Regions from separate parts of the Homo sapiens genome. Here region 1 is linked to region 2. A link is an interaction called in ENCODE POLR2A ChIA-PET data of the cell type or tissue named here. Cell type or tissue: CD4-positive, alpha-beta T cell. All regions are shown on one strand. Each heading gives the region's core, and the rest is flanking DNA. Links, peaks and the distances in the headings are about the cores only. Region 1 overlaps TOP1 (DNA topoisomerase I). Region 2 overlaps PLCG1 (phospholipase C gamma 1).

Region 1 (6,480 bases), core at 771-5,770, 110 kb after region 2:
AGGAAGTAAACTGTGGCCTACTCTAACAACCCTGGTACCCGGAAGCCTAACGAACTTACAGGTTTTAAGGAAGGCACTGTTAACGCCATAGCATTCCCCATGCAGAAGCACATATGCCTGTTTAGCTGTGGTCAGCAGGTGGCTAACAGTGTTGCCAATCTTATTCTATCTGGTGTCTCTAAACTCAATCCAAGCAAAAACATTTACTCTTTCTTAAGGGAGAAAAGGATAAGTCATCAGCACAGAATACTGACTGTTTTATCAACTATTCCATGATCTTAAAGCTTTTAGGGTAATCAGATCAGGGCAGGAAGAAGAGTCCTTTGCTGCCTTATAAGCAAAGGCAGAGAGCTTTCTGATATAAAGGAGACTCTTTGCCATGTTTTGAGCCAGTCCCCTTTACACTGCCTTTTGATGATAGATTTGAGACTTAGGGCAGCTGTATAATATGATGGGCTCCTCCTTCAAAGATAATCATCAAGTCAAGTGTATGGGGAATGGAGGTGTGGCATAGTTACACAATCAAAACCTACCTTCTCCAAAAAGACACTCACAATATAACTTCTGTCAAAGATAATCTCTGCTCTTCTCTGACATACAAATATACAACTAGCGCATAAGGAAAGTGAACACTAGAACCACTTGAGTGAACACAATGGGTGAATAAATTATTTAAAGAAAATATTTATCACCTCATTATTAAAACTCTTGTACTGGGGCAAACCCTTACATCTTCTACTTCCTCCCTGACTTTCAAACCCATATCACATCCCCAAAAGCAGAAGTTTTAAAAAAATCAACATTCTCTTTAACACTCTATACCCAGTATGTTCTAATACTTTTAAAAGAAGATGGCTTCTGTCTAGGACAGATAACAAGCTGGTCTTGAGTGATAAAAAACTGGCATCCAGGAGTGCAGTAAATATCAGGGGTGTGTGAATCTCCCAGGAACTTAATGCAAAACTAAAGGCAGTGAAAAAGCCTGAAAACTTGTCATCATTAAAAGGGGAATGGTTGAGGAGTAAAAACAAGTATTCCCCAACTGTTAGGGGAGAGGGAAGGGCATATTTCTTTTTACTCCTCAAATTCAGACTATACCAACGTTGGTCCAGTTTCAATCCAGGACACCCTGTCTGTGAGCCATCTTAATGGTGGCTGGTTTCAATTTGTAGCCTACAGAAGAGTCCTTATCACTACTTTACAGCAATTCTCAAGGAGAACATTTCCAAAATTCCAGGGCATAGTTAACAGCCTTTCAAAGTAAGCAGGACAGAGACTGTTTCTGGCTAAAGGCCCAAAGAGCTCTGGAATTCAAAAGGAAAGAAAACTGCTGGGAGGATTCAGCTCTAAAGAAACCCTTAAAAAACTGATGAATGAGGGCTGGGAGCAGTGGCTCATGCCTGTAATCCCAGCACTTTGGGAGGCCAAGGCAGGTGGATCACCTGAGTTCAGGAGTTCAAGACCAGCCTGACCAACACGGTGAAAGCCCATCTCTACTAAAAAATACAAAAATTAGCCGGGCATGGTGATGCACACCTGTAATCCCAGCTACTTGGGAGGCTGAGGCAGGAGAATCACTTGAACCCGGAGGCGGAGGTTGCAGTGAGCCAAGATCGTGCCATTGCACTCCAGCCTAAGCAACAAGAGTGAAACTCTGCCTCAACATAAAACAAAACAAAAGAATGAGAGAAGAGACTAGTAACATTTCCAATTTTTAAAGTCCACATGACCATTTATTCTCCCTAAATGTGTATTGCATATAAACAAGAATTTTTGTCATGGACCTGTTCATCATTGAAACTATGGGATTCCCCTGTTAGGGACCTCAACTTGAAAGCTAACAAAACAAACAAAAAAAAAATCTCTAGCTAAGAAGATGGCAGACAAGTATAAATAGTTCTTCTGTCCTTAAGGAAGTTGGGATTCACAATATTCATTTGTTCAAGTATTTACTGAGTGCCACTTAAGTGTTGAAATACAACTCAGCCCCAAAACTGAGTCCCTGCCCTCATCAAGTTTCATAATAAGCATAATACCCACCTGACCGCGCCATCCCAACAGTAGCAGCTGCTGACTGAGTAACTTTGAAAAGGGAGAGGGAAAGGGTCCCCCTAACTGCCCAAGTTTCACTGGACTTGCCTCCATGAAGTTCCAGAATCAGCCTCTAATGTTACCGTTGGAAAAGACCCTCATAAGAAGTTACAAAGACCAAGTTCAAGACAGGGTCAAACTGAATTAAATGAAAGTTGCCAATTATTTTGCAAAGTGTGGTCTTTCTTTTCAATATTCAAAACTTGGGGAAATACCATCGGAAACTTAGAAGTGCACTGCATTAAAAGACTCAGAGTTGCTCAAAGACCCAATTTTGTTATCACCTCTGCAACACAACTTCAAATTTCTAAAACCTGTCACTACAATTTCCAAAGTGCCCAAGTGTTCAGAAGAAATGCCACAAACTGACTTAAAAACACTTCAAGAATTAGGTTCTTAAACATCAGCAGCTGTGTGAGATTAGTGGTCAGCTATTATCCTTAAAGGCTTTGCCATGGAAAAGACACACAAGAAGGAGGCTATTCGTCTACTTTACGCCTCAAACTGACACACACACAAAAGGGTTAAATGATCAGAGAATGTTTTCTCTTCCAGGCCACTTCCGCATTTAAATTTCTTTTATGGCTTTACAACACCACAATTACCTTAATCTGTCTCTCCACAACCCCTTCCTGTCTTATTTTACAACCTTCTCTCCTTACCTTAATCTGTCTCTCCACAACCACTGTCTTATTTTACAGCCTTCTTTCCCATCCCACTCCTTCCATTATGGTCCTTAAATTCAAGTTCATCTTCTTATCTTCCTCTGGTTCTCATTTCCAGGGACCAATTAATTATATTTAAAAATCAAAAAAATAATTCAGACTTCAGTGATAGGACCGACAAACTGTCTTTCAGAGAAGTATGTTACTTGATCTACAAGAAGGTCTTCTGATCTGGAGATTCTAGGCGCAATTAGAGCCAGAACAGACTGTTCATTGTTTTATTATTATGCCAAAAACTAAGTGACAGATTTAAAAGTCAATTTCACTTTCTAATAGTAAGAAGACACGCTTAGAGCAACTCCTTTAATGCAATGTCCTGGTGGGGTTTTAGATAACTTATTTCTCAGCTTTGGGTCTCAGTTTTCTGATCTATAAAATGACCTTTATTGACCCCTTACGTCTGGTCACATGAATTCTATGAATTTTAAAAATTGTCTTGGCCCATGTGGATTTAGGTAAAAGGAAAATTTTAAATGCTTGAGTGCAGTGGTTCTCAAGTATTCCTGTGTATAAGCCCTGGTACTTGGAATCATCCTCAGATATTTTAACACAAGCTCTCCAGGTAACTATAATCCACTGTCCAGAACCATATTTTGAAGAAACCCTGCATTATTATTTCTTATTCCTGAGTCTTCTGAGCAATATTAATAGCAAATACGAGCCACCTACAAAAATTCATGTGCTGCTGATTTTATTTTCAGTTTCTATTCCAATTGGGTCTCTCTGTTCCTTTAAAAGGCAGGCATGTGCTGAGTCAGCCTCTGGGGAATTTTTTTTTTTTTTTTTTAATTTATAGCCTAGACTATTGAGTCTCTACAATTGAGGAAGAAAGAGGTTGTTCTCACCTGCTACTCTTCCAACCCCTATTTGAAAGGAAGAAGGAAAAGCTACTTAAGGGGTGGCACAGCTACTCTAACTTAGATAATAAGGAGGGGGTTAGTCAAGCTCTTTAAAATAGAAGTTTTCTTCGTTGTCTGGACGCTAATGGGTGGAGTCATGCTTAGACAGAGACAGGTAACTGAGTCCTGCCAGTGGGGCTCAGATGCCTTTGGGAGCTAGAGGCTACATACCAAGAGTCCTGGTGAGCTTCCTGTGATACACACAAGCACATTCAATCAGGTCAGCAAACTTTTTCTGTGAAGGGCCAGGTACTAAATACACCTTGTAGCCCATTCAAGTTCCACTGCAAGTATTCAATTCTGCCACAGTAGCACAAAAACTACCACAGATTACATGTAAATGAATGAGCATGGCCACATTCTAGTGAACTTTATTTATGGACACTGGAATTTGTATTTCAAATGATTTTCCTGTGTCATGAAGTAATACTCTCCTTTCAATTTTTTTCCTCCAACTACATTCTGAGAAATGTGTCATTAGGCGATTTTGTCATGCAAACATCATAGTGTGCTTACACAAACCTAGATGGTATAGCCTACTACCGCCTAGGCTATATGGTATAGCCTGTTGCTCCTAGGCTACAAACCTGTACAGCATGTTACAGTACTGTAGGAAACTGTAACACAGTGTTAAGTATTTGTGTATCTGAACGTATCTGCAACACAGAAAAGAGGCAGTAAAAATACCACCTTCTATCTTATGGGACCATCATTATATAAGTGGTCTATTGTTGACAGAAATCTTGTTATGTGGCACATGCCTAAATTTAAAAATACAAAACCATTCTTAGTTCGTGGACCACACAAAAGCAGGTGTAGTTTGCAGAACACTGCGCTAGTACTAACTAGAAAGTATCCGCAATGTCTCCTGTAGAAAGGTGTCTTACTCAAGCTCAGGGTCTAAATGAAGAATATCCTCCCTGACTTACCTACAACTCCCGTCTAACACACCTCAGCTTTCTGCTAACTTGTTCTCGTCTCTCTTCTCTCCCTGCACACAGCTCATGAATGGCCAATCAACTTGACTTGAAAGTGGTTAAAATCTACCTCACTCTGCAAAACTAAGTGAGTCACATGAGAACTCTGAAGAGAGGCCAATGACTGGCCCACTGCTAATTCTGCTTCTTAAGCAGCAAGCTGGTTAAATTTGTTATTTATTCCCCTTGAAGTGGGAACAACATCATACTTGTTCACAAAATGCTAACCACCTCTGATGAAATTCCTTAGTAAATAAGCAGACTTCAGGAACCCTTATAAAATAAGGTTTCTAGTTAATCCTTAGTTAACAAAAAGATCCTTTTTCTTGAATACTCAAATAGGTTTTACTGATTTCTGGAACAACTGGGTCCAAGCACAAGCTGAACTGCTAAAAAATAAACTATCCAGGGGGCTTTGCTGCAAAGGCAAGCAAGCTTCCCTTAATAGGGAAAGAATTACATTAAAGTGCAGCAGAGCCTGCATTTAGTCTGTTAAGGACACATCATAAGTGAAGAGATGGGCGCCCCCAGTCTGATGGGTAATTCCACCACAGCCCAGAATTCTCAGGAGGCAACTAAGTCACCCCAGGTCCCCCTTTACCTTGTTTTGTATCACAACTAAGAACTCAGGCTGTGGCATGAGGTAGGCCTAGATTAGCCTCCCTGCTCTGTGGCTTAGTTATAACTATATAGCCTTGAGCTAGTTACTTTACTTAAACCGTGAGATTCAATTTCTTCAAAAGTAAACTGGCCCAGTGAACATTACTGGAAATAGTAATGTTAACTACCTCAGGATTGATAAATGAAAGCTTAGAATTCTTAAGACGCTGCCTAGGGCATTAAAAATGTTCAAATATCAGCTATTTATTTCATTCCTATTCATTTTCTCCTTGCATCCCACGAAAACTGATCACAACTTGAAGCTAAACCTGGAGGAATCTGGATCTATTCCCAGTCCTTAAGCAATTTACTCAAGTTGGTATCTAAGACCTTATATGACAGTGGTCCTCATAGTGGTCAAAGCTACAATCGGATTTTGTTCCATCAGACTAATATATGTCTAGCTAACTGTGAGCCAGATTACTTATAAGATGCAGCCTACACTGGTCATGAGCGTGCAAGTGAGAAGATAACCCCAGATGGCATACAGCAGCTGAGTTCTGATCTGCTTTTACTATAAGCAACACCTTGCATGAATTAGCCTCTTGGGTGCTATTTGGTAGTCTACAATCTTTGATTCTCTACCACTTATAGTAGGATATTGACTTATTACTGATAACAATTTAACAAATAGAAATAAATTACCTTCTTGTTATAGGCAACATGCTAGAAACTTACAATTTCAAATGAAGTTGTGGGATAAAACTAACCATTTTAAAGGCTACTAATCCATAAAGGTGTACATAAATATAAGTTCATCTGTTTTGTCAACTACGCAACAGACATAACCTACCTCATAGGGTTGCTGAGATAAAATGAGAACTTACTTCATCCAAAGGACCTGAAATTTTCACCTGTTTAGCTCTAAGGGGTCAAATAAAACGTACAACTGCCTGAACTTCCAACTGCTTTGGTAAACACAACTTTACTTACCAGTTGTAAGTCCTCTTAGGACTTACAATGTCAGTCAGGATAAAACAATGTAGACATACTGAAGGAAGGCTGTTATTCAAACTCATAACATCAAATTCACACGTGTCTTTGGATTTTTAAATTCCAAGAGCCCCAATCACTCATATTCCAAGCAGAATCTAAACCACAATCTCTTGGGTCTTACCTAAATTTTAT
Region 2 (6,480 bases), core at 678-5,677:
CCAAGGCCACCAGAGGACTTTGTGCAGAAAGCTACACGTGGCAGAACCTTCTGCCCACCCTCCTGGCCCCACTTAAGGTCCCCTGGGTCCTCTGGCTCTCCGGGCAGCTACTTAGAGGCCTGGCTAAGGTTCTGGATGCCCATCCCCACCCTGCTGGGCTACAGCCACAGCTCAGTACTTACCGATCCTCACGATTCCGATCCACTGAGTAAAACTGCTTCCGGAGCCACCTGGAGAGAGAAGCCTGAGGTGAGGGCCACTTCTCCATCTACAGTCAGGCCTGGGAGATGTCTGGGCACACAAAGGTCTGCTGTCCCTGTCCCCCTGGTCCCTAATGCTCCCAGCCCTAACCCCTTCAGGAGTGGTTCTTACCTCTCAATCTGCAGGGGTGTGGGTGCCTGCAATGTATCCTCCATCAGCCAAGTTAAGCCCTTGATCCACATGTTCACTTCATCCTCAGATGTGGCTGTGAGCAAGGTATCAATAGCTGCCCCGAGGGCACATACCTCCCACTGGGCAGGAGCCAGCAGGCATTCCCCTAACTATCCTCTACCTCCTCTACCCCCTTAACTCCCACCTTGCAGGCTCAGCGTTTTCAGGCGAAATTCCATTCCATAGAGAATGACAAAGCAATGTGACTGGTCCGGCCGGAAAGCTGGGTCCTCTTGATAGCGATCAAAGTCCCGTGAGGTCTTCCCTGGGCGGATCTCCTTAATTTCACGAATGTCAACTAGGAAGGTAGCAAAGAGGCCAAGATCAAGCTGGGGTCTCCCAGAGTCAACACCGAAAGGAGGGCAGCCTGGTTTCCTCATTCTTACACTCTCTCTCAGGGAGGAACCCCAGAGGCAGAGCCAAGACCACTCAGTCACTCTGGTAATAAGAGGGCTGGGTTGAGTCTAGGGATAGGCCTTTGCTAAGTAAGGGCTGAGATGTCAGAGAGGGCTATATGGGGGAAAGGTGGTTCTGTGGGGTGTCCCTTCCCTATCTTTGTTCCCTCACTGAGACATTTTGACCTGCAAAAGAGCTAGACTCCAGAAGAAGAAATAGGGACCCAAGGCTGTTCATGAGGACCACTTCCTGACACAAGGTACACACAAATCAAATCATAAAGTCCCAGAGGCAGGGCTGGGTAGGTCAAGATGGGCCTCAGGATCCCTGGGAGAAAGTAGGCTCTGGCCCAGAGGACTGGTGCATCCCTGAAATGCCTAACTGCTAAAGCCATCCCCACACAAGTCTCAGCAAGGGGCCTAATCCCCACCCCATCCCCTGACCAAGGCACTGGCTGTCCAAGAGCAGCAACCATCCTGGACCCAGACCACCATTTTGCCTGGGACCATTTCCTTATCTTAGCTATCCAAGGCCCTTGCATGCTCCCGTGGCCTTCACAAGGCATAGTCAGAGAGGTACACGGGCTTGAATAGCAGATGACCTGCCCTCAGCCACTAAAACTTGAGGCAATGATGAATAATTTATTTAACTTCTCAGAGTCTCAGTTTTACCATGTGTAAAGCAAAGGGCTTGACTGAGTTTCTCTAGAAGGCAGGGTGGTAGAAAAAACATGCACGAGCTCTGGGTGAGACTGGCTGAACTAAAATCCTAGCTCTACCTCACATTAGCTATGTGATCTCAATAAAGTGACAGCCACTCTGACCTCACTGCTACACCTGTGAAGAGAGTAACATAAGAGTAACACAATAGCATCAGAAAGATGTTGGTAAGATCAAAAGTCGTAACAGCTAGAAACACCCAGCACTATATGTGGGACATGGAGGGGGCCCATCCAATGGACTCCTCTGCTCCCTCAGCAAAGGTGCACAGGCTCTGACACACTCTCCAGCACAGGGAGGGGCTGCCTGCTGGCTGGAGGGCAGACATTCCAGCCCAGAAATCACCGATTTAAGGTAGATTAGGTCAAAGGAAAAAAGCTTGGCTTAGCCAACAGCTATGACTTTCTTTGAGTACTCCCCAAGCTCTGAAGCCTCTTAAAATCCTCTAAACCCAGACTGGCCTGGTAACTTCGGAGCCAGATGCAGTGCCAGCATTTGCCTGGCCAGCCCCCACCCCAGGAGCCCTTCCAGCCCGAACTGCACACCAACCTGCCTGGAATGTCCTAACGGCCCAACTCCCCCAGATGCTCTCTTCCTGTCCTGTCCCTCTAGCAACTGTCACAAAACTCCACATCTATCCCACCTGGAACAGTGGGCATTGCTTCTGGCCCTAACCCTAGCTCCCCGACACATTTCTGGTTCTACCTGGAACCACCTGTCCCCTCAGCAAACCCCTCCAGCCTGTCCTCCAGCTGAGAGTCCTGCCTTTTCTGCTGTTTTCCCTGACCCCTGGTTCTCACCCATCAGCCATCCTTCCCCAGTCTTCTGGCTCTTCATAAAACATTATTCTGACCCCCCTAGACCTCATTCAAGCCCCTCCCGAGGCTGCCCACTGCCAGTCTAAGGAGAACAAACAACAAACACCTTCTATGGCCTTGAAGGCTCTTTGTGACAGGGCTCAGGAATTTACCTCCCCAGCTTTTGCCCTCTCACCCTCTCTGCTCCATCCACACTAAGCCACACCTAGGGCAAGAATAGCTGTTGCTTCCCATCCCTATTTCATCTTGATTCCTAGTCTGGAAATGTCCACCTCCCCGGCTCCCTTCTCTTCCACCAAGGGCCCAACTGAGAAGCTCCTTCCTGTGGTACTAATACACTTGATGCCTCGTGCATACAAACACGTACATACATGCTCACATACCTAAGGCCAGGCAGGGCCCCTCCAGGGCTTGCTTAATGACTGAAGAAATGAAAAAGGCAGGTACACAGGCAGAAGGAGGGAAAACCAAATAGGGATGGGGAACAAAAATGAACAGTTATACTCGGGTAGAAACAGGGGCAGGGAGAACTGGGCCATAAAAGACCTAACCGAGAACACAGGGCTTCCAATGACAGAAGGAGGAGCTTCCATCAGGGGAAATGGCTAGATCAGAAACTGCAGAACAACCACAAACTCTGCCTTTTGAAACAGAAACCAGTCTGCTCTTCCGGTGTGGAGCTGCTGTCATCCCCCTCCCACACCTTCTTGCAAAGGTGAGTGTGACTGTACACACACACACACACACACACACACACACACACACAGAGTCAACAGGCCTGCACTCCTGCACATATTTCCATTGAGATCAGTTGAAGGCAGAACAGGTGCCTGAGATAGGAACCAGGTAAGCATAGCGCAGCTCCACGCCAGGCATCCAATGCTCCCAAGTTCCTGTTGGCCACACCTGATCCCTTGTACTGTCTTCCGTAAGAAGGCACCAGCCTGGCCCTGGCAGCACAGTGAGATGCTCTACTAGGTTCTTGAAAGCCACATCCTGTGCTACCTCCCAACCTCACCCTTCATCTTCCTGCCTCCCAGAACAAATATGGCAGCATCCTCTTTCTTGAGAGAGCCAGAGCTGGTCCCCAGAAATTCACAAGGAGACTCCCCAGAGAGGAATGGCCTCTGCCCTGGTGGCAGGTGACAGAGCGAATGATCCAGTCTGGCACAGTCTGGGTCAGACCTCTCTGCCATTAGTCAGGAGGGCAGGAAAAGAGACCTTCCCAGAACTTAGGAGCTTGAGAAGGGGAGAACTACTTAGGGGAGTAGGAAAGTCACACGTTATACCCAAAAATCCATGACCTAGCACTCCTCCCCAACTCAGAACCATGAGAGGACAACATTCAGGGGAACTCTGGGGAAAAGAAAAGCCAGGGGTACGAAGAGGCCGTCACTATGAAGAAGATGGGGCAGTGAGAAGGAGGAACTCTTTGAGAACAAGGGCAGGATCCCACAAGTAGCAGCCCAGAAGCCTGATGTATAGCATAATGACAAAGGCCTAATGCCCAGGCTCGCCTTGACCCAAGAAGGCAAAGCCCAGCCAGCACAGCCCATCAGGGCTGCAGCATATTCATTCTGCCCAGCACCACGTCCCCAGGCCCATGGTGATGGCTGCCCAGGCTTCAGGAATGGCACCATGTCCCCAAGCCCACAGTGAATGCTGCCTGGGCTTCAGGAATGGCCTGGGCATTACCATTCCAAATGTGGCTATGGTAGACAGTGACAAGATAAGCTGCTTGGGGCAGTGAGGGGGATTTAGTCCCTTATATTGAATCGCTCACAAACTCTGATGAAGAAATAGATTCAGTCTTTCTTAAGGGGCTCTGAAGTAATGAGGGACCACACACACCTGTGCCTGGACTGTATATCACATGTCAGCTCTGAGGACTGAGAACCTTCTCATAAGCCAGGCTTCCTGGTGCCCCAGGCAGAATCCTGGGGCCTTGCTCTGCTCCCTGCCCTGATGGAGATCTGCCTTCTCCTGCTCTTTCAAGAAGCTTTCCCTGACCATCCCCTTCCCAGCTTAGTGAGGAGAACCACACAGCTCTTAAATTCTAGCTATGAGGCCTTGGCAGTCCCTCACTCTTTTGGTCTCAGTTTCCCCATCAGGAAACTGGAAATTCCTCTTACCTCACATGGTTGCTGTGAGGGCCATGCTGGGAAGTGCTGGTAATAGAGAAGTCTGGAGACAGCCCACCTGTCTACCTGTGTGCCTAGTGCCATTGACATGGAGCCTACAAAAGCTGGCAGTAGTGGAGACAAATAAGGCCACTTGCCAAGGCTCCACTAGGTGCAAACCCAAACTTGGGTGAAATAAAGATGATCCATGAAGAGAAGAATACAAGCAGCTATTTCGCCAGCTCAAAAAGAAGCCTGGCAGGGATGGGGGCATTGTATGGGGAGAAGGGGGACTCTTACAGACTTGTGTACAGATAAGCATATGCAGACACGCTGCTTCCTGAGCCTGCAGTGCCCCACCAGCACACTCACCAATAGTCTGAGGCACGTGCATCCCCAAAGATCAAGTTTCAAATCCTGGCTCCAAGCATATAGCTAGGCCTTGGCAAGTCTGCAGTCCTCTCTGGTTCATCGTAAGATGAAGGCTTTCGTGGGAGTAGACCCACAACAGACCCTTACATGTAGGCACACTACCTCACAGATATCCACATAGGACGGTCAGCCTTGGCCTGCCCTTACCACGCCCAACCTCAGATTCATGTGTGTTTTGTTTTTTGGGCAGAAGGAAATGTGCCTGCTGCCTGGCACCTGGGGCCAGCTCTAAGCATTAAAGCAAAATGCCACAAGACTGAATTTGTAAAATAAAAGGTTATATGACGAGGCCAGGGAGACTGGGAAGAGCAATGTTCCTTTTCCATCTCTTCCCTCTTCTCCCCTCCCTTCTCAGCCCAGGGACAGACTCCTGGCCTGAGACCACAGAGATTAGAGACCAGCAGTTACTCAGAGCGGAGCTTCTGGGCCATGCAGTCCTGGACAGCATCCCCCTTTTGGACATGCCAGTAATGGCAGTTGCTTTCCCTTTAAAAGAGGAGCCTGTTTCCTCATCTGAGCCACCCTATGCCCAAGCACTCTGGGAGCTGTGAAGCTATACAACCCTCAGGGCCAGCTGAGAACCTGCCTCTGCAGGAGAGTAAGCCCCCACCCTGGGACAGCACCCAATCCACTGAGTGGGGAGAGAGGGTGCTGTCGAAGGGACAAGCTATATGGCGGGCAGCCAGTCTGGAACCTGGGAAAGGGAGAAGACAATAACCACAAAGGACCCATCTGTGTGCCTGGCTCTTCTGAAGGTAGGGCTGCTTCCTGTCTTTGACTCTTGCTCCCACCCCGACTCCCCCGAGACATCAGGCCAAGTCACAGGCCTGCCACTAGCTCTCTTCCTGTCCAGTAAAGTGGGATAACCACCCTGTCTGGCCACCACGAGGATGTGCATAAGGGCAGTATTCCTGTTGCCCCGGCAGAGTTCAAGGACAGCAGGAACCCTAGGGAAGAGAAAGAGAAGAGCAAAGGCAGGGCTCCTCAGAGCACAGCCAGTGAGAGCCAGCCAATCCTGCCCTAGGGGGCAGACACATGGCAGGCCCTAGAAGGGGGAGAGGGAGCCCAATCATCAAATCCAAGACCCTAAATTAGACCTAAGTTTCTTGTTGGAACCTGTGTCCTAGTATCCCCTGTGCTCAAAAAAGCCACTTCCAAATAGCCCAACAGACAGAGGTCCCCCAAATTTATAAGCCTGTTAACCGCTCAGCAGGCAAAAAGGGTGTAGAGAGGTATTATGAACAAAAGCACTGGCAAGGTGGGCAGGAGGCCTGGACCCATCTCTCTGAGCCTCATTTTCTTCATCTGCAAAATAGAATCACCACTCCTGGCACCTCCTTCATTGGACTACAGTGAGATGCCAATGAGGTAAGAGATACAGAAGTGATTTAATCAGAAAGGGACAGGAGGACATATTGAAAACTAAACCCACCAAATGATGAAGATATGGCCAAGAAAACCATAACCAAAAGTACCCCAAATTTCTGAACATGAAACATGCTTTCACTGAAATATTTCTCTGGGTCTGGGTGTCTCGCTCTGTTGCCCAGGCTGGAGTGCAGT

What was found. Peaks named below come from ENCODE experiments on the same cell type or tissue, not always from the same donor. Only the 100,000 strongest peaks of a DNase experiment are listed, where the experiment ranks them.
Region 1: POLR2A ChIA-PET joins it to region 2 with 5 read pairs; 3 of 35 experiments call an interaction of 5 or more read pairs at or near these places.

Annotation. Positions count from the first base shown.
Region 1 is chr20:41,045,216-41,051,695 of GRCh38, reverse strand. The region is part of intron 2 of TOP1 (DNA topoisomerase I); the gene reads right to left. Among named protein-coding and RNA genes, the nearest start is that of TOP1, 20 kb to the right of the region's middle. In CD4-positive, alpha-beta T cell, for the core only: no CTCF peak of the experiment used is centred there; DNase peaks (open chromatin) are centred at 2,665 and 3,585; H3K4me3 peaks cover 1,664 bases; H3K27ac peaks cover 2,073 bases.
Region 2 is chr20:41,153,856-41,160,335 of GRCh38, reverse strand. PLCG1 (phospholipase C gamma 1) reads right to left here. Exons shown (of 32, transcript NM_002660.3): 2 at 578-730; 3 at 373-466; 4 at 183-230. Among named protein-coding and RNA genes, the nearest start is that of MIR6871, 12 kb to the left of the region's middle. RefSeq lists enhancers at 1,743-2,263, 2,760-2,909. In CD4-positive, alpha-beta T cell, for the core only: no CTCF peak of the experiment used is centred there; a DNase peak (open chromatin) is centred at 3,045; H3K4me3 peaks cover 1,806 bases; H3K27ac peaks cover 4,889 bases.